Regions from separate parts of the Homo sapiens genome. Here region 1 is linked to region 2. A link is an interaction called in ENCODE POLR2A ChIA-PET data of the cell type or tissue named here. Cell type or tissue: A673. All regions are shown on one strand. Links, peaks and the distances in the headings refer to the core of each region. The heading gives the core; the rest is flanking DNA.

Region 1 (10,546 bases), core at 1,755-9,754, 74 kb before region 2:
TTCAGTTCAAATATCAAATTGGTAGGAGGACTGCAGAGGACCCATCTGCATAGCGGACTTAGAGTTTTTTGTGAATGGGGAGGGAGTGTGGAGGTTGAGCGAATTCAGAAAGACATTTTGAAGAAGCCGAGGGACTAATTAGTTCTGGCCTGAAGAGAGTTAGGGCTTCTACTCCAGGTAGGGGGAGGGATGACCGATTTGCCAAGAAAGAGGCAAGAAGGTTGAGGGGACGCTGTCTGGTGGCCTCTGGGTTCTGTGACTCAAACTCCCTGTGGGGAGCTCAGCATGGTGATGGGTGGAGGATTTGAGGAGGTGTCGCGGGTGGGAGCAGTTGAAATAGTTGGGAGGAAGATTTGGGGTCATTGTGGAAGGTCCAGTGGAAGTCTTATCCCTGCTTCCTCCTCCTCATCATCCTGCGCTTTGATCGTATGTTTGTGTGTGCATGTACATGTGTGTATCCATGTATCTTTGTATCTGACAGACATCAGTATTGGAATTATCTAAGGGGATAATCTCATTATTTGGGACACATGATAACTCTTCAATAAAATCTTCTTAAATATATCATTCAACAATTTTTGTATATTAATGGACCTTGATGTAAATCATATTTTGTACTATAGACATTGTGTGAATACATGGACTAAATGACCTTGCTTCAGTCTAGCTCTAAAATTCGATTATTCTGCATATTCATAGCTTAATCTGTAAGGTTCACATTATTTCAAAGATATAAATTTTATTTCTTTAGAATAATTCATAATTGGGCTTCTCACTCATCAGGCTCCCCTTCTAAGCAGTTCGTGGTTAACTCTGTAGTATCTGCGCTCTCACCAAGACACTTACTGTATTTGGGACAATCTTTCTAAATTGTTTATAGGGTGATGCCCATCCTTTGCAAGTAAAACATTGCCTTAGACATTTCCTTTTATGGTTTTCCAAAATGTTGCAGGCATTAGGCATAAAGAACATCCCTGTTGCTTTTTTGACCTGTTTAACGCAGTTTCTACTTAACGATTACCTGCAGGTGCTTCCCACACACTCGCCCTGCTCAAGGTGCTTTACAAATACTAATTCATGCACTCCTTCTGATAGACCCATGAGGTAGGGTCTGTCATTTTCATCTCTGTTTTACAGCTGAGGAAACTGAGGGGCAGAGAGGGAGGCCAGGTAACTTGCCCAGGCCACGCAGCTAGTTATGTCCAAGTCAGATTAACTACCAAGAGTCATGCCCTGCTGTTTCTCCAGCACATCACTTTGCTGTGTCATTTACTAGCAAAGATGGGAACCTAAGTGGGAGGGTCTGTGTGTGCATGTGCACGCACATGTACAAGCATACCAGTGTTTCAGAATCATGGAGCAATACATTAACAAAAATATTTTGAGTGACACTGAGAACTACCTGACACACGTGTGCTTATGAAAACTATCGAATTAGAATGCTCTGTTCTGTGAGTGATACACCTCTGCTGCTTCCAGAGGCCGAGCATCAGTCAGTTGTTGGATGGTACCACACAGCAGGAGGTGTTGTACTTTCCTCCACCACACCCTGAGAGGACCAGTTCAAAAAAAAAAAAAAAAAAAAAACAGAGACAACCCTGGGGTCAAGAGCATTTCTAGTAGAAGGATTACAGCTATTTCGGCTTTTTAGTGATGTGGGGTTCAGATCAAGAGAAGTTCACATTCTATGAGTCTTGTAGTCCTGACAGTCAATAAATGACTTAGTGCCTAAATGGTCTTTAGAGTGTTGAGATACTCTGAAACTAAAATCTTTATAACTCAATACTTGGGATCTTTATTCAGTTTCGAAGTTATTAAATAGTTTAAAAGCTGGGTTGGCATCCCCCTGGGATCGAGGGCTTTGGCAGATCAGCCCTTAGTTCTGGGGTGCTCAGACCCGCAGGTGGGGCAGTCCTCAGGCCAGGGCAGGGTCCCTTTGTGTGGCTGGCTTTGAGTTAACCCTCTGAACCTTAGGGATGGTGCACACAGAGGGGTGGTGCCCTCCCTGTCAACTCACAAAGGTTACTTCCTAGATTATGATGGGACATTCTCTGTATTCTGAGGGTTCCCATGACCCCGTGCATCACTCTTCTTTCCCTGACTTTGTGGCTTATATTTTCTTAGGGAAACCATTTATTCTTTGCAAGCCCTGTTACATTTTAATCTGGAAGGAGTTTGCATCAGAGGAAACAATTGAAACCCACAAGAAACACAAATGAAATATTATTGTCCTTTTCCTTCATTGTTGGGATTTCTAAAGTTATCCCATATCTCTAAAAGTTTATTAACACCAGAAAAAATTTAATTAATTACTGACTTTTAATGTTAAATATGGTATCTGTGTTAAACATAGATTTTTTGTTTGTAGTAGATTTTACATCTGTAGGAAAAATTCCTTAAGCATTTTTAGTTTATCACCTATGGTAATAGCTGTTATTAGAGTCTGAGGCTTTAGTGCGTCTTCTGTGACTTACATGTGATTCTACAAGAGTTTAAAAAGAGGAAGAGAATTGGTTTAAATGTCTGGATTTTCTTAATGAAATGTGATTCATTTGATAGATGTTAAATGCCATGTGAAAACTGACATTTGACTTCAGACTTGAATTTCACAAGCGTTCTCTATGCCCTGTCCCCACATAGGCACTTGAGAGTGTAAGCCTAAGGAAAGAACCCTGGGGAGAGGCCTCAGCTTCTGAATTTTCCTGGTTGTGGTTCTTTCCTTCTAACCTGTTTGCTGTTGATGTGAGACTAGGGCTCCGAGGGTCAGGATGCTTCAGCAGCGCAGTGCTAACTGTGATTTAAGAAATTGGAACCCCAAAGAAGTAACTAGTATCATTTGTTATCTAGTTTTGAGAAGAGATTCTGTTTATAACATTGTTTATATATTTCTCAGACTGCCTCACATTTTCCTTACTTTATTACTGAGGAAACCTTATTAAATGAGAAATAAATTTTAAGATATTGAACAGGGCATTTGGTCTCTAACGTTGAGGCTTCCTTTACTAAATTTGTGAACTGTGTACACCCAGGGTGTGTTGCAGGCGGGCAGGTCAGGCAGAAGACATTGTGATCCCCAAGGGATTATTAAGTTTTTTTGTTGCTGAAAATGACACTTAGACATTCAACATAGCATCAGGCACGTGGAAACTTGTTTGCATAATTTAACTTTTTTTCTAGTTTGCTTTTGATCAGGAACTATCCAGATTGATGTGTACTAATCATATTGCCCGATTGTTGCCAGAAATCTATTTAGTGTTCAACTAGGTGTCATCAGTGTGTGCTATAAATTCTATTTACTTCACCAGTACCTTCTAGAAGGAATTCTGTTCTAAAGTTCTCCAAAGAGCCCAAAAGTTGTACAGTTATGAAAGAACCTGTCATAAGACCACACAAAGAACTATCTAAAGGTCATTCATTGGTTGTATTTTCAAAAGTATCAGATAATCTTCCCCTTTAAAACTTACTTTGTCCTTAACAAAGCAATATTTTTTCATTATAACTTTACCTGCTGAAATTCAAGCAGATTAACCAGGAGATTCTAAATTAACATTGGCTGCATTTTCCATGGCCCCTAAATCAACTGTATTTCAAGAGTAAGGAAAGTGGGTACAGTGGACACTTGTCTTGATCTTAGTGCGTAAAACCAGGCCACCATCTAAATTGCAGGCTTTTGTTAGTTTAGTAGATCCCATGTTTCATACAAGCCATGGGGCAGGTGATTTTTGTGGACTCTGAAACATGCTTTTTGATGCTTGATTGCAAGAGTTTACTGTTCTCCTGATGCAGGAAGTTAGGGACTAGGTGTGGTCCTGGTGACTTTTATATATGGAAGAGCAAGGAAGTTCATTTTATGAATAAAGTGTTTTTGTACTGTTCTTGGTGGTAATGTTGACATTTCTTGCTAAGACATTTTTCCTCTGTGGTCTTATCTCAAGTTAAGCGGGGGTGATGTTTCTTGGAAGAATTCTGAGCCCTGTGTAATTGCCTTAATCTTCTTGCTGTTGTTTTCTAGCATCCTCCAGGACAAATAGCAAGGAAATACAGTTCCTGCTCCACCATTTTCCTAGATGATAGCACAGTCAGTCAACCAAACCTCAAGTATACAATTAAATGGTGGGTATATGGATTTATTTCCTTCCTTCCTTCCTTCCTTTTTTTTTTTTTTTTTTTTTTTTTTTACTTAACTGAATGCTTTTTCTGTTCCTTAACCTGACAGCTAAGCTGGTTGGTTGTGGGGTCTGGGAGTGATAAGATTGGATGGGTGGGAGTAGGGGTAGCACTGATAATTCAGGAAATCTTTTTAAAAAATGATTTTGGTAGTTAAGTGTGGGGTATTGAAATATTTTTACATAGTACTATTTACATTAAAAGACCAGAATCTTAAAGTATTTTAAATGTAGATTACTTAAAATATATTTTTTATTTTTGTTCATGCTTTCTACCCTTGCACTTTTTATTGAAGCCATCCTGGCATAACTCCACTAACTTTTTACCTTCTAAATAAAATGAGACTCCTATGTTCCCAGTTGGAGACCCGGGGCTCCAGTAGAAAGCCTGCCTGGCCTAGTGAAGGTACACTTGCCTGGGGTCTGGAGATCTGAGTTCTGACCATGGCTCTCTCACCAACAAAGAGAACGTGGGTGGGATCCTTTCTGTGGGGCCTTTAATTCCATATTTTTAAATGGAGTTTATAAGGGAGGAAGGAAGGGGGAGTCTTGGGATAAACTTCTTTCCCTTACGGTGCTTCAGTTTCCGTACTTTAAAGAGGGAGGGAACACTGGTTTTTCCTTTATTGTACCACTAGCATTATGGTAATAATGACCCTTGGCAAGTACTATAGAGAACCTGATGTGCTTGGGCCTGTGGTCAGCAGCTCAGTTTTAAAAAATCTGAATTTTATCTCTATACTTGTTTCAGAAAGCACACATTTCACAATACATGTCAGCATATGAAATAAGTGTTTAAATTTTAAATAAGGAGTATTCGTCCATTTCAGTGGGCCAGGTTTTCAGGCCTAGAAGCCCTGTTCTGAGTATGACCACATGTGATGATGAGTCAGGCAGTGAGGACTATAGCCATCTGTAGTCAGTGTCTGCTCTAGGCAGAAGGTGGAGGACAAGGCCGCTTGGGTAGAGGCTGCCTGTTGGCACTGCGCTTGTCAGGTTCCGTGCTTCCAGGATCTAAGTGGCAATGCAGCCTCTTCCTTACTTCCTCAGCACCGGAGTGCACGGGAAGTGACTAGTGGGCATAAACTCACACTGGCAGCACTCACAGAGCTCTGTCTTAGCTCCACCACGCATGCCCTTGCCTGAGCCACGTTTACCCTTGGGCTGTGGTTTACTGAGGGGAAATGGGGTGTGCAGTACCTTTGGAAGTATTTTCCAGATTAGGTTATTAGGACTCGCGGAGAGAAGTGGAAAGCCCTGAAGATCTGTGTACCACATGACTGTTGGCTTCTGCTCAATCTCTGAGGAGCCCAGAACAGAAGCTGCTAACTTCCCTTTAATCCTGGACTCCTCTCATTGGAAGCCAGGGCAGAGTAGCACAGTTTCCCATCCTGGGGCAGCGGGAGCTCTTGGGATTCACAGGTGGCTCTGTCTTAGTTGCTCAACACTTTCATCCTTGGACCACTTAAAATTGCCACTGGCTGTGACACAGACACTTAGGAGCCTAGTGAGAGAACTGTGTGACAATTTGATAGTTCATCGGTCAACTCTAGGAGGCACAAACACCTAAGTTAGAAATATGTTGTCTGTGTAAATCACTGTTTCTGGCCCTGGCTGCACCTAGGAGTCACCTGGGAGCTTAAAAACACACTGATGATTGAGGTCTCCTTACAGATCTTGATTGAATCTGGCTGAGGCATACTGTGGGTATCTGGACTTTTAACAGACTTTGATTGAATCTGGCTGAGGTATACTGTGGGTATCTGGATTTTTAACAGCTCTTGATTGAATCTGGCTGAGGCATACTGTGGTTATTTGGATGTGTAACAGCTCTTGATTGAATCTGGCTGAGGTAAATTGTGAGTATCTGGATTTTTAACAGATCTTGATTGAATCTGGCTGAGGTATGCTGTGAGTATCTGGATTTTTAACAGATCTTGATTGAATCTGGCTGAGGCATTCTCTGGGTATCTGGATTTTTAACAGATCTTGATTGAATCTGGCTGAGGTATACTGTGGGTATCTGGATTTTTAACAGCTCTTGATTGAATCTGGCTGAGGCATACTGTGGGTATTTGGATTTGTAACAGCTCTTGATTGAATCTGGCTGAGGTAAATTGTGAGTATCTGGATTTTTAACAGATCTTGATTGAATCTGGCTGAGGTATGCTGTGAGTATCTGGATTTTTAACAGATCTTGATTGAATCTGGCTGAGGCATTCTCTGGGTATCTGGATTTTTAACAGATCTTGATTGAATCTGGCTGAGGTATACTGTGGGTATCTGGATTTTTAACAGATCTTGATTGAATCTGGCTGAGGCATACTGTGGGTATTTGGATTTGTAACAGCTCTTGATTGAATCTGGCTGAGGTATATTGTGAGTATCTGGATTTTTAACAGATCTTGATTGAATCTGGCTGAGGTATGCTGTGAGTATCTGGATTTTTAACAGATCTTGATTGAATTTGGCTGAGGTATACTGTGAGTATCTGGATTTTTAACAGATCTTGATTGAATCTGGCTGAGGCATACTGTGGGTATTTGGATTTGTAACAGCTCTTGATTGAATCTGGCTGAGGTATACTGTGAGTATCTGGATTTTTAACAGATCTTGATTGAATCTGGCTGAGGCATTCTCTGGGTATCTGGATTTTTAACAGATCTTGATTGAATCTGGCTGAGGTATACTGTGGGTATCTGGATTTTTAACAGATCTTGATTGAATCTGGCTGAGGCATTCTCTGGGTGTCTGGATTTTTAACAGATCTTGATTGAATCTGGCTGAGGCATACTGTGAGTATCTGGATTTTTAAACCTCCCCAGGAGAGTCTCACAGGCAGCCAAAGTTGAAGACCCCAGATGGAAGTGGACAGCTACCCTCCCCTCCCCCACCAATGTCCCCCTGCCACTTTTAAATGAACTGCGGGTTAGAATGTAGAGAACAGAGAAGCTGAAGAGTAGGAACAAGCTATGAGACTTCAGTGTAGATTCTGGGCTTCCCTGATCCGAAGACATGGTCTCTGCACTGCACACATCTGAAACTTCTTCAGTCTGTAATTCAGTTGCTTTAAAAAGTATCTTCTTTTTCTTTTCTTTTCTTTTTTTTTTTTTTTTTTTTTTTTTGAGACAGGATCTCTGTCCCCAGGCTGGAGTGCAGTGGCATGATCTCAGCTCACTGTAACTCCGCCTCCCAGGCTCAAGAGATCCTCCCGCCTTAGCCTTCCGAGTAGCTGGGATTACAGGTACACACTACCATGGCCAGCTAATTTTTGCATTTTTTGTAGAGACATTTGTTTCACCTTGTTGCGTAGGCTGGGCTCAAGCAATCTACCCACCTTGGCCTCCCAAAGTGCTGAGATTATAGGCGTCAGCCACAGTGCCCAGCCAAAAGTATCCTCTTTTTAAAATGCACACTGGGAGCTGGGCAGGGTGGGACCAACTGAAGTAGAGCCATCAGAATCCTTCCCTGGAAATACCAGCATCTCACACTTGGTGTAGCTAAAGAGTCAAAAACATTTAGAGACATTAGCAGGTCCAGTTGAGTTCTTCAGCTAGAGGGTTGACAATATGAGAGGAAAGGGATACTCAGAAGGAAGAGTAGTGAAAAAGATAGGAAGTTGTGAAATCCACATGCCATCCCATTCTAAAATTTTGCCTACATCTTGCCCTACTCCTGTCCAAAGAAAACTCCTATTTTCTTTTTTGCTTTCTTTGCCTCCCGTTAACCCAGGTCCTCTTGCACCCTACTCCAGACATTAAAACTGATAACACAATCATTAATATTGTAGTTCAGCTTCATGGTGGGCATAAGTGAGCATTTATGGGCCAGAGTTGCTATCTGAAATCCAGTTACAAGGTTGTAACTGTGAGAAGAATGCCCTAGGTTCTAAACAGCGATTTATAAGCTGATTTTTGGAAAATAATCCACCTGTAAAGTGGGGATTGCCAGAAATAAACGTATTTGCAAATTCTAGCTGGGGATGGGTGGAGGGTTGAATGCTAATCTAACAGTGAAAGAAAAGCTATAAAAAAGTTGGGTACTCATTCAGTGCTCACTCTTTCTGTAGACATAATTTTTTATTTTGAGAACTTGATTTTCCTATTTTTCCCCTAAATGCCAACAGCTGTGGTATGAATTTAGAGTTTGTCAGCCACACTTTGTGCCTCTGCAGCCAACCCCTCCCCACCAAGTCCTCTGACAAGCATAAGATGATGATCAAAGAAAAGAGCGGAGGGTGGTGGGGAGCCCCTTTGCGCACTTGGCCATACCATCAGGGTCCTTGGCCTCCAGGGCCAGGGAACAGCTAATGCCCGTCACAGCCCTGTCTATGGCTCAGCCCCACTGTGCTGCTAGAACTCACCCCCTCTTGCCCTTCAAAGGTTTTAGGATTGTCATATACATTGCTAATTTAGCTCTGGGTAAGAAGACAAATGAAGTGCCAAAAGTCACAAATCCATTTTGTTTTCTTGTGCAAGAAAATAGCATTTACTTCCTCCCCAGCTATGTGGCAAAAGCTGCTGAGCAAACCCTATAGTCCAAATGTTTTGTTCCCTGATAGGGCTCTGGCCCTTCCTTGGTGAAACTGCACCATTTTCTGAGGTCTTGGCAGAGCTGACCAAGCCTCTGAAGTTGGGCACTCCGGGTCCCCCAGGTCCCCTGAGTTCTTTCTGTGTCCTAACCGATAATCAGAGTGCCTTGACCGCTCTTTGGCCTGGTAAACTTGGATTTGATAAGGGTGGTAAGAGCCGGTTAACTCTGTGGCTCGCCAGGGTTAATTGATCTGGTTAGCCACTCTGGGCAGAAACTAAAGGAGGCCTTAGGCACTTGTCTGGTAGGGTAGACACTGGTTCTGTCTGGAGGTGAGGCAGAAAAAATTAGCAGTGTCACAGCACTCCTCCGTCGGACAGCACCTACATGGCTCCTGGGCTGTTCTCTGAGAGACTGGATCGTTCTGGCCCTGCGAAGGGGATATGCCTTGGGGTCCTTCACCATAGAAGCCTATAAACAAGGCACAGGCTTTGTTGCACAGATTGACAGTGAGGGTGGCTATCTATGCCCCTGCTTTCCAGGGGCCGGATGGCACCCCGTTCACTGCCAGCATGCACGGTAAGCCCCTCAAGACTGCTCCACCTGGATGGAAGGACACTGTTTCCCATCTTAGGTCCCTTGGATGGGGCTTCGTGGCTGAAATAGGGGAAGTAAAAACAATGACCGGCACAGCTAAGCTGAGGAGTGCTGCAAAAACAAGGGAACCTGAAAAGAGACCAGAAAAAAAGGGAGATCCAACAAAACGGGTGTCAAGGAGCCAAATTTGACAAGACCTTCTAAAGACAGGTCCAAAAACAAAATAGACAGCCCAGTACAATTCTCCTTAGACTTTTAAAAGTCCCTAAAGCCAGAGCGCCAGTTTACCACTAGGGTTAATCCTAAACCCTGGGCACTGCCTCTAGAAAAAAACCCAAGGACAGAAGGTGGTGAGCACCGCCACCTCTACACTGACAAGAAAGCAAAGTTTTCTTCAATGTGGTGCCATTCATTGGTTCCCTCTAAACAAAGAGTTTTGACTCTGGTGGCTCCAGGGCTGAGCGTACTCCATGCCTGCTGATCCTCACAGTTTCTGGGCCCCTGACTTATAAATGTGGATCCAGAGATCCATCCACCTGCCTTTGCGAGATGAGCACGCCTCCTGTTACAAATTAGACATGCTCCTCTTACCCCACTGTGGGTCTACATATCAGTCTCAAAACACAGTTTGGGGAGAAACATTCTCCTGGGAGCTGCCTTTAGAGGAACGCAGACAAATTCCATCTCTGGGCAAGGGCAATAAGAGCCACACTCCAGGGGGAGGCCAAATGAGAGTCAGTATGTGACCCCACCCAAGATAGATTGTATAGATACACGTCTCCCAGGAAGACTCAGAAAGGTAACAGCAGCTACTCCAAAACTAAAGAGGGTGAGGATTGTGCATCCTACACAGAACCCATACAACAGCTCTGTGTGGCCGATGCAAAAATGTAACAGCACCCGAAGGATGATGGTTGATTACCAAAAACTAAGGTGACTCTGGCCACACATGCTGCGGTCCCAAATGTTAGCCCCAAAAGACTAACTGCTTGTTTAGGAATATGAAAGATTGTCCTATAACAAAACTTTCTTGAACATACCCTTAGACCCAGAGTCCCAGGACATGTTTGCCTTCACCGGTGAGGCCCCCAGTGGACCCTTCAGGTTTTCCTCCAGGGGTGCTCACAAAACCCCACTACTGCCTTGGCTTGATGGCCAGAGACCTGGCTGTTCGGGTGAATGCCTTGCAGGTCGCCTAAAACATTGTATAGATAATATGTCACTGACTTACACAGGTTTGAGTCTTTTAAAAA
Region 2 (10,546 bases), core at 736-8,735:
TTCTGTCTGGGAGTTCTGTCTGTCTCTCTCTCTCTCTCTCTCTCTCTCTCTCTCTCTCTCTCTCTCTCTCTCTCTCTCTCTGTCCTCTCTCCTGAGACTACAAATACTTAGGTGGCCGTGGCCATGTGGTTTTCTTTTTCTTTTCTTTTCTTTTTTTTTTTTTTGAGATGGAGTCTCACTCTGTTGCCCAGGCTGGAGTGCAGTGGCACGATGTAGGCTCACTGCAACCTCTACCTCCCAGGTTCAAGCAATTCTCCTGCCTTAGCCTCCCGAGTAGCTGCGATTACAGGTGCCCACCACCACACCCAGCTAATTTTTTGTATTTTTAGTAGAGATGGGGTTTCACCATGTTGGCCAAGGCTGGTCTTGAACTCCTGACCTCAGGTGATCCACCTGCCTTGGCCTCCCAAAGGGCTGGGATTATAGGCTTGAGCCACTGCACCCAGCCAGCCATGTGGTTTTCTTTCTGCATGTACCTCTCCATCTGAAGAGAACACCCCTCCCTCTCCATCTCTGTCAGTTGCTGGTGTTGTCATAGCTAAGGTCATCTGAGCTGTCTCCCTCTCTAGGTTGCACTTTAGAGTGGCAGTCAGGGAACAGAAAGAAGGCAAGGCTCACATGAAGGAAGATGGGGCCCAGTACAATGTGGCCCGGCGTGCAGGGCTCCTTGAGGTCCCAGGACCATTCCTAGTTAGGGCTCCACCCAACAGCAGGCCCAGGCCCACCCTGGCTCTGGGCACATCCTCATTGTGAGTGTGTGGATCAGGACACACACCCCACCCCTCAGGTCTCGACTGGCTCCTGTATCTGCTACCAGCCCCAGAATCAGCGAGTGTTACCACATTTTTTTTTCCTAAGAGACAAGTTCTCCCTCTGTTGCCCAGATTGGAGTACAGTGGCATGGTCATAGCTCACTGCAGCCTTGAACCCCTGAGCTCAAGCAATCCTCCTGCCTCAGCCTCCTGAGTAGCTGGGACTACAGGCATGTACTACCACGCCTGGCTAACTTGTTTTTCTATTTTTTGTAGAGATGGAGGTCTTGCTATGTTGCCCAGGCTGGTCTTGAACTCTGGGCTCAAGCAATCCTCCTGCTTCAGCCTCCCAAGTTGCTGTTAACTCCTTCTGAGCTGCCCCCCCTTACACTAAGGAAAATGGTGGATGGAGCTGTAAGTGCAGGAACAGAAAATGACCTCCTGTGGGGGCTGAAAGGAATTCTTGCCCGAAACCATCCTTTTCTCCTCTCAGCTCCAAAGAGAAGAAGCATATCTGTGTAGTTACTGTCAGAAGCTCATGCATATCCTGTCCTTGCTCCCTTAAATAATGGCTCCCAATGGCCATATTGAAAGTGCTGTACTCTGAGAGAACTTTGGATATCTTCAGCTCCTGGTTTGCCTCAGTATCCAATTTAACAGAAAAGAGAGAGAAACAGAAAGCAACTGCTTTTAGAGTTTGGTTGTTCCTGAGAAATGGTAGAAATGCCCTGCAATTTCCATCCTGTTTCAGTTCATTGCTAAGGCTTTCATTGAATAAGAGCTTAAAAAACAACAACAACAAACTGAGCCAAAACCAAAATGACATAAACAAAGGCACAGTTAATTTCAACCCATCTGTCTTTTGTCAGAAAAAGACCTTCTGTTTTTGATCACTCTGGCAACAGCATGGGTTTTGTTTTTTAACAGCTAAGTAAGAAGTTAGAAATAGAAGGAAGAACTCCACACCTGTTGCTTTTAGGGTCAATTATTTATTGATGTCATAAACTGCACAGAGGAAGGCATTTTGCTGCAGAAGCTAATGGAGCTACAGTGCAGTAGCTGTATCAATCAGCTCAGCTCAAGTATTTTATTTTTGTTGTTGTTGCTGTTTTTTGTTTTTGTTTTTGTTTGTTTGTTGTTTAAGACAGAGTCTTGCTCTGTCACCCAGGCTGGAATGCAATGGCATGATCATGGCTCACTGTAGCCTCGACCTCCTGGGCTCAAGTGATCCTCCCACCTCAGCCTCCTGAGTAGCTGAGATGACAAGCATGCACCACCACACTGGCTAATTTCTTTTTATTTGTATTTTTTGTAGAGGTGGAGCTTTGCCATGTTGCACAGGCTGCTGTCAAACTCCTGGGCTCAAGTGATCCTCCAGTCTCAGCCTCCCTAAGTGTTGGGATTGCAGGTGTGAGCCACTGCACCCGGCCCAGCTTTAGAAACAGGCTCAACTCTTTGGACTCTCCAGCACTCTATACCTACTTTCATTCCAGTGCCAAAATTCACTGCTTCCTTTGAGAACTTTATATTTGTTTCAGTTGTTAAGTTAAAATATTTTCACAATCATAGGAGGCCATCAAGTTTTGATTTGCAATCTGAAGGGAAGAGAGGGGATTCTTCATAAAGAAATGGACAGTATGTTACCCTCATTACAGAAGACATGGTGAGGGGTTTTATTCTCTGTGCCTCATGACGTCTCTCACAGAGACAGGGGTGTAATGCCTGCATTGTGAGAGGAATTTCAGGCATGGGGGAGAATTAGGTGTTGAATTACCAAGATGTTTCCTCACCTGTAAAGGCTGAGAGCCCCAAGTTTATAGTTTATTTATTGAAAAATAGAAGGCAGGCTGGCTGTGATGGCTCACGCCTGTAATCCCAGCACTTTGGGAGGCTGAGGCAGGAGGATTTCTTGAGCCCAGGAGTTTGAGACCAGCCTGGGCAACATAGCAAGACCCCATTTCGACACAAATTTTAAAAATTAGCCAGGCATGGTGGCACGTGCCTATGGTCCCAGCTACTCAGGAGGCTGAGGCAAGTGGATTGCTTGAGCCCAAGAGATTGGGTCTGCGGTGAGCCATGATTGCACCATGGCACTCCAGCCTGGGTGACAGAGCAAGATCCTGTCAAAATAATAATAATAATAATAATAATAATAATAATAATTGAAAATGGGAGGTAATAAACAGTATGGCATGCAAGATTAAAAAAAAATAGAACAAAACAACCTTTGTCACTGAGAAAAGCAATAGTTTACTCTTGCTAGTATAAGGATTTCTTATCATAAGCATGCTTTTCCTTGCAAATGGGAGAAAACTCAATGAATGAAAACAGAAATATTTTGGTTTCTATTTCTAATCCATGTCTCAATGCCCACAGCATTTCTGGAGAGCCACAGGGCTGGAAGCAGAGTCTTATTCTTTTGTAAAACTTAAGTCATGGAGAGTTAAAATTCTAGTTCATTTTCCATGTCTGTTCTTTGTCCTAGTTCATTCAGGCTGCTATTTAATAAATACCATGAACTGGGTGACTTATAAGCAACAGAAATTTACTTCTCACAGTTCTGGGGGCTGGGAAGTCCAAAGTCAAAGCATCAGCAGATTCAGTGTCTGGTGAGGGTGTTTCGTGGTTCCTAGACCCAGCAACTTCTTGCTGTGTCCTCACATGGCAGAAGAGGCAGGGCAGCTCTCCAGAGCTTCTTTGATAAGGGCACCAATCCCATTCATAAGTGCCCCACCCTCATGACCTGATCACCTCCCAAAGGCCCCACCTCCTCATATCACATCACCTTGGGGGTTAGGATTTCAACATATGGATTTGGGGAGCACATAAACATTCAGATCATGGCATTATTGTTTTTGTGATTTTTTTTTCTTCTTCCTTCTCTTCTCCTTGGTTTTCCAGCTCTTCCTTTCTCTTACTTTTCATTTTTGTTTCTTTCCTAAGTGTACACAATCTGCCCCATACATGATCATGTCCAGGTTGACTTTATCATTTTCATGGCCTGGTTAGAATATTTTATTTCAGGTTGCTTGCAGAGAGGCAAGCACACATCTTCATATAGCAAAGACAGATTACAGATTCATGGGAGGAAGTATCTTACTATATCTCTGCATCCCCAGGGTAAAGGTAAACTGGGATCGAGGTTGATGCAGATGATCAGGCAGAGGTTTCTGCTCATGGCCAAGATAGAATAAATAGTACTGGACTAGACGTCCCACTGCAAATAACTTAAAAAACTAGACAAAATATGGGAAGCAATAATGTTCGGCTATTGAAAACAGGCAGCAAAGGATCATGCTCTCTGACACAATGGAAAGAAATGAAGTAAGTCCTATGATAGTTTGAGCTTTTACCTGGAGGCACTTTTTGAATGGCATCCAGGAAGTATCCAGGTAGGGCAGAGGGGTCTCACTGAGTTGAGAAGCCACAGATCAGAGATTAGGGAGGTTGGCACAGCTGAGGTGTGTAGGGCGAGACACAGAGAGGAGGAAGCTATGCAGAACTCCAGAAATCTACGTCGAAGTCCTCTTGAGTCTTGGGCTGAATATTAAACTGTGCATGCAAAGCATGGAACTTTCTAAGTCAGGAAATGAACAGCTTTGAGTGGAAGCTTTAAGCTGAACAATTCTAAGTCTCACACAGGGCAAGGAGATATTTAAGTTCTGACTAGCTACAGTTGGGAGATCTTCTTAAACACCTGAGAAATTCAGTCAAGACTCAGGAAATATAAAACCCTGATAGTAGGGCTAAATTAGACCCGTTTTAACAAAGCTTAAAATTAGCCTGGGAAAGACCAAAGTAATACACAAACAACTTAACTGCCTGCCAAACCAAAATTTAACACTGTTTAAAGGAAGATAAAATCAAGACATTCAACAACATAACACATATAATGTTCAGCATGCAATAAAAACAACTAGACAGATTAAGAAACAAGAAAATGTGACCCATAATAAGGAAAGAAATCAGTCAGTATAAATAGATTCAGAAATAATAGATCTAGATGATGGAATTTACAGATGAGGAACTTTAGACCAGTTATTCTAAATATGGTAAAGGATTTAAAAGAAAACAAATATAATGAGTGGAATCATTACATTGATTCAGAAAAATATACTTCAGGATAAGAAATATTACTAGAGATGAAGAGGGACATTTCATAATGATAAAAAGGTCAATTCATCAAGAAGCCATGCAAATCTTAATACGTACGCACCTGATAACAAAACTTCAAAATACATAAAACCGGCCAATCAGGAAATAACATCTATATCTACTGTTTTAAATTAAAAAGAAAAATTCCACACAGATATTTGCAAGGTGATTTTTATCAACATAAATTTATTAAGTACACTATCCTTGGGCATTAACCTAGGTGACAGGAAAACACTTTAACAGATTCGACATTGGTCTTAAGAAGCTCAAATAGGGTTGAAATACAGAACACACGCACAGAGATTAAAAGATTAAAAGACATGTGTCATGTTGTATTTTCCTTAAATGTTTGCCTCTCCATTTTTGAATCCAATAAATCATTAAGCTCTTGTTGGCTGTTTTCCATCTTGAAGTATTAGTGCTTAGCCTTACAAAGTTTGAGGTAGCTGCTTAGTCATCCCTGCTATGTTCAAGTGTCTACATAAGCCCCTCCTAGGGTCCACCGGAACCCACAGAATTGGAAATCTAGTGGAGATTCATTGTTAACATTACAGAAGACATGGGACTAGCGATCTCCTTTGGGGTTCCAGTTAGGCTTATACTGCAGCTGCCACCCCACTTTCTACCATTCTTCAGGCAAGTAGTGAGCTATGAGTGCGCTCACATTATGAAGAATACGTCTTGAAAAAGGAAAAGGATTAGTGTTCAGGGTGATTCGCACTCGTTATAGTTAAGCCAGCAAGGCCTCACTTAGGATGAGAGAGGAGCCACCCCTTGGGAAAATCATTTATATATATGCTTTATATACACACATTTAATCTTTTAAAATTCAGTCCCATTTCCCAAGGAAATTGCCTGGAGGTAGTGTTGGGATTAGAATGGATTACCCTAACAGAGTCTTTTCATAAACCCAAACTGAGCTAACAAGAAGGGCTCTGTGTTGCCTTTTAATCATCCGTTGAGTTTTCTTATGCCAGCTCTTTCCAAGAAAGATTGAAGTTGCTTGCCAGCATGCCTGCTGTAGATCTTAGCTTGTTCCAGAAAGGAGAAGCAACTTCTCAAAGATTGTCTCTTATAGTCTTGCCTGACAATGAGAGCTTCTCCATGACGCTCTCCCTGGGTCTCCCAGTGGCTTCTTTGTGTCAAGTGGGAAGAATATGGACTTCGGAGTCAAATCAATTGGGATAGAATCCCAGCCTTGTCATCTACAGCCTGCGTGGTGTTAGGCAGTTGTGAAATCTCACAGAGACTTATTTTCTTCTCTCTAACTTACCTCACCCACAGGCGTGTGTGTGTAATGCAAATACCATTCTTCATCGTGTGAGTGCACTCATAGCTCACCACTTGCTTGGAGAATGGGTAGAAAAACGGGGTGGCCACTGTGGGACAAGCCTAACTGGAACCCCAAAGGAGGTCTTCTGTAACGTTAACATGAGTTTCCACTAGATTTCCAATTCCGTGGGTTCCGGCAGACCCTAGCGTGGGGGGCATGTAGACACTTGGACTAGCAGGGATGACTATGCAGCTCCCTCAACCTTTGTAAGGCTAAGCGCTAATACTTCAAGAAGGAAAACAGCCCTAGTTGTCTCCTTCTTGCTCTCTTCATACTCTATTATAGACCTTACTATTCACTATTGTTATGCGGCCATGTCTTCTGCCTCTGGGGACATGGGAAGCTGGTCACTGTTCTTGCTGTTGGAAGTACACTCAACTGCCTCCCTCTCCTACAGGGGAAAGCCTGCGTCTTACCTGTTCGCAGTCCCGACACATTGTCCGGCACACTGCAGATGCTCAGTGTGTTATTGTTGAAGGCCACTCTCATTCCTTTTCAGAAACACTCAATAATAAACTCTCATTCCTTCCTTTAGGGAAGTGAAAAACAGAACAACAGAAAAGCAAAAGCAAAAGGCTCCTTCCATTTTCTCCTGTAGCTGCCTCACAGAATGGGTCCTCTTTAGGCTGAGGCCGTCACACTTCTGTGGCATATGGGGTGGGGAGCGTCCATGTCAGGCCCAGTTTTTCCCCTCACCGGCTGGGTGGCCTTGACCATCGAACACAGAAGTGAAGTGCATGTGCACCCACCAGGGTTGGTGGCTCACGGGGGACCCAGATCACACTCATGGGTATAAAAGTGATCCTTACGACAGTGGTGCCACCAGATCCAACTCTGTCCCTTCACCCAGTCGATTTGAAGCTGTTGTCCGTTTTTCTCATACTTAATTTTCCTACTTTGTTGTTTGTCTTTGCTTTCATCTGGAAATAGAGCTTGGTAATTGCATTGCTGGTTTCCGTGGAGATCCAGGCCATAGCCACTGCATTGCAGCAAACAAAATGGAATGTACCCTACCTTCCTTTCATTTGTGTTCCTTAAGAGAAAATTTGAATTAAAAAGACCTCCCGAGATCACCTGTCTTTCAAATTGCTGGTGCAGCTGGGCGCAGTGGCTCACACCTGTAATCCCAGCACTCTGGGAGGCCAAACGAGGATTGCTTGAGGCCAGGAGTTCATGACCAGCCTGGGTAACATAGTGAGACCCCTATTCTACAAAAATAAATAAGTAAATTAGCAAGGCATGGTGATGTGTGTGCCTGTGGTCCCAGCTACTCAGGCTAAGGCAGGCAGATTGCTTCAGCTCAGGAGCTTGAGGCTGCAGTGAGCTGTGATTGGGCTACTGCACTCCAGCCTGAGTGATGATAGGCGGCAGAGGAAGACCCTGTCTCTAAAAAACCAAACCAAACCAAACAAAACAAATTGTCCCACAGGGTGGGACATTAGCTCAGAGATAAATTAGCTGTCGCCTGTGCTTCAAGACACTACTGTCTGGCCCTTCTGAATATATCCGCATTTGGAACAAACCTCGTCCTGAATCAAAGTGGCTGTGAATGTTTGGAGGGTTGGCATCTAACAGTTGTGAGTTTTAAAATGGATTGAATTCCTTCATTCCCTCTTCTAATATTTCACGGCAGAGAACAAAGAGAACACACAGAGGGAAAACGTGGACTAGTTCCTCTCTCTTAACAAGACTAATCATCTGATGCTGAAGTCACCATGATCACAGCTGCCTGTATCTCTGTTCCCTCCCCTCCCTTCCTCTCTTCTCTTCCTTCCTCTCCTCTTTTCTCCCTCCCTCCCTGCTTCCTTCCTTCTTTCCTTCCTTCCTTCCCTCCCTCCCTTCCCCCAACCCTTCCTTCCTTCCCTCCCTCCCGCCCTTCCTTCCTTCCCTTCCTTCCTTCCTTCCCTTCCTTCCTTCCTTCCTTCCTTCCTTCCTTCCTTCCTTCCCTCCTTCCTTCCTTCCTCCCTCCCTCCCTTCCTTCCTCTCTCTCTCTTTCTTTCCCTTTCCTTCCTTCTTTCAGTTATTGTCTAAAACGTAAAAATGAACAGGAGGTCGATATGAGGACTCACTAATCCTGAATTTGGCCTTGCTCTGTGTGATGCTGGAGCTCTGCAGCATGGGAAAATATCCGTGACATCCCATTGGCCCCCTTCTCCACCCCAGGCCCTTACCTTCACAGAAAGGCCTGCTTCCAGGAGCAGTGTTTCTAACTCACACCATAGTAAAGATGACTGATAAGACGTAGTGAGTTGCCTCTCCCAGAGATTTTAATTTTTATCACCCTTAAAAGCCAGAAGACCTCAAGTATTTAATATTTGATGTTAGACAAGAGGCATAGGTGTGTTGAGGCAGGAGGCCCTACCCAGGGTCCGTAAGCTGCCTGCCTGTTATCCAGAAGGGAAGGAAAACAATCATTTACTTTTTTTTTTTTTTTTTGAGAAAGAGTCTCACTCTGTCACCCAGGCTGGAGCGCAGTGGCATGATCTTGGCTCACTGCAACCTCCGCCTCCCAGGTTCAGACGATTTTCCTGCCTCAGCCTCCCAAGTAGCTGGGATTACAGGTGGGCACCACCGTGCCCAGCTAATTTTCATATTTTTCATAGAGATGGGGTTTCACCATGTTGGCCAGGCTGGTCTCGAACTCCTGACCTCAGGTGATCTGCCTGCCTCGGCCTCCCAAAGTGCTGGGATTACAGGTGTGAGCCATCGGGCCTGGCCTCCTCCATCTACTTTTACTACTTAGAAAAAAAGAATGTAAGAAGAAAGCTTTCTTAATAAGTCCTCATGTGCTGTCACATAGTGGGGTGACATAGTTAACAATAATGTGTTCTATATTTCAAAATAGCTAGAGGAGAGGATTTTGAATGTTCCCATCACAAAGAAATGGTAAGTATTTGAGATGCTGGATATGCTAATTATCCCAATTTGATCATTACACAGTCTATACGTGTATTGGAACATCACACTGTACTCATAACTATGTACAATTATCATGTGTCAATTTAAAAAGACTAACTTCTTCAATGGTATATACAACAAAGAGAATAAAACACGATAACTTAAAATTTTGAAAAAGCAAAGCCTGCACTGCTTCCAAGCAGAGAGGACCTCCCTGCAAACATACAGTGCTGCCATTTGTGAAATGCTGGTTGCAAAGCACAGAAGAACTCCGGCTGGCAGTGCATTGCCTGTGGGTGTTAGCGCTCGTGGGACAAGCACCCTCCATTCAGGGGTGCTGCCACTGATTGCTGGGGAGCTGTGCTCTTGGAAGGCCTCAGCGGGTCATGGAATCTGTTCCATCAGAGAAATAGTGCAACACACTTTTGCAGATAATTAAGATTTGGACAAATGTCTGGCCATCGGGAGCCCTAGGCTTTGGAAAGGGCTGTGGACACAGAGAGGTCAGGACCGAATGGTTGACAGTGAACATCCCATGCCAGGGAACGTTGAATCAGGAAGGGTTCGAGACATGAGAAATAGCCTCTGGTGTGTTGTGACTGCTTCATTCACTGAGCAAAGAGAAAGAACCACTCCAGTTGGTTGGCCATGCCAAAAAAGGCCAGCCCTGTACACACACAAAAAATGGACCATGTGAAAGAAGTATGAACGACAAGAAGAAGGCCAGGCGTGGTGGCTCACACCTGTAATCCCAGCACTTTGGGAGGCCGAGGCGGGCAGATCATGAGGTCAAGAGATTGAGACCATCCTGGCCAACATGGTGAAACCTCATCTCTACTAAAAATAAAAAAATTAGCTGGGCGTGGTGGCGTGTGCCTGTAGTCCCAGCTACTCGGGAGGCTGAGGCAGGAGAATTGCTTGAACCTGGGACGCGGAGGTTGCAGTGAGCCGAGATCATGCCACTGCACTCCAGCCTGGTGACAGAGTGAGACTCCGTCTCAGAAAAAAAAAAAAAAAAAGAAACATACGAAGCAAACCGAATTCTTCCTACTATTTATCGGATGTTTCTGCTGTGCTGGGCAGTTTACACTTGTTAGTTCGTTTCATTCTCTTACAACCCTGAGAAGTAGGAGCTTTGATTATCCCTGTTTCACAACTGAGTGAAAAAGATTCAGGATCCGTGGGGGACTGAGACTGGCCGGACCTCTTCCCAGCGTATTCTCTCTACTGTTGATGAAGTGGAGCTGACTTCCAGCTGAGGGGCAGTGAGTGCAAAGGCACATCTTGGCCAGGGAGGACTAGAGCCTCACATGGTCTTGGGCTGGGGGTGGCAGGGCAGAGAGGCTGGGCAGGGCAGGCATTGCTCTGACAATGCATGTGCTTCTTGTCATAATGAGCACCGCAAGAG

The links. ChIA-PET counts read pairs that join two places held together with the same protein. Peaks named below come from ENCODE experiments on the same cell type or tissue, not always from the same donor. Only the 100,000 strongest peaks of a DNase experiment are listed, where the experiment ranks them.
Region 1: POLR2A ChIA-PET joins it to region 2 with 16 read pairs; 3 of 35 experiments call an interaction of 5 or more read pairs at or near these places.

What each region holds. Positions count from the first base shown.
Region 1 is chr10:35,512,511-35,523,056 of GRCh38, forward strand. It overlaps CCNY (cyclin Y), which reads left to right. Exons shown (of 10, transcript NM_145012.6): 4 at 4,013-4,113. Among named protein-coding and RNA genes, the nearest start is that of GJD4, 88 kb to the right of the region's middle. RefSeq lists enhancers at 4,834-5,334, 5,335-5,835. In A673, for the core only: no CTCF peak of the experiment used is centred there; no DNase peak of the experiment used is centred there.
Region 2 is chr10:35,587,333-35,597,878 of GRCh38, forward strand. No RefSeq gene overlaps it. Among named protein-coding and RNA genes, the nearest start is that of GJD4, 13 kb to the right of the region's middle. RefSeq lists an enhancer at 6,943-7,585. In A673, for the core only: no CTCF peak of the experiment used is centred there; DNase peaks (open chromatin) are centred at 7,999 and 8,339; H3K27ac peaks cover 2,263 bases.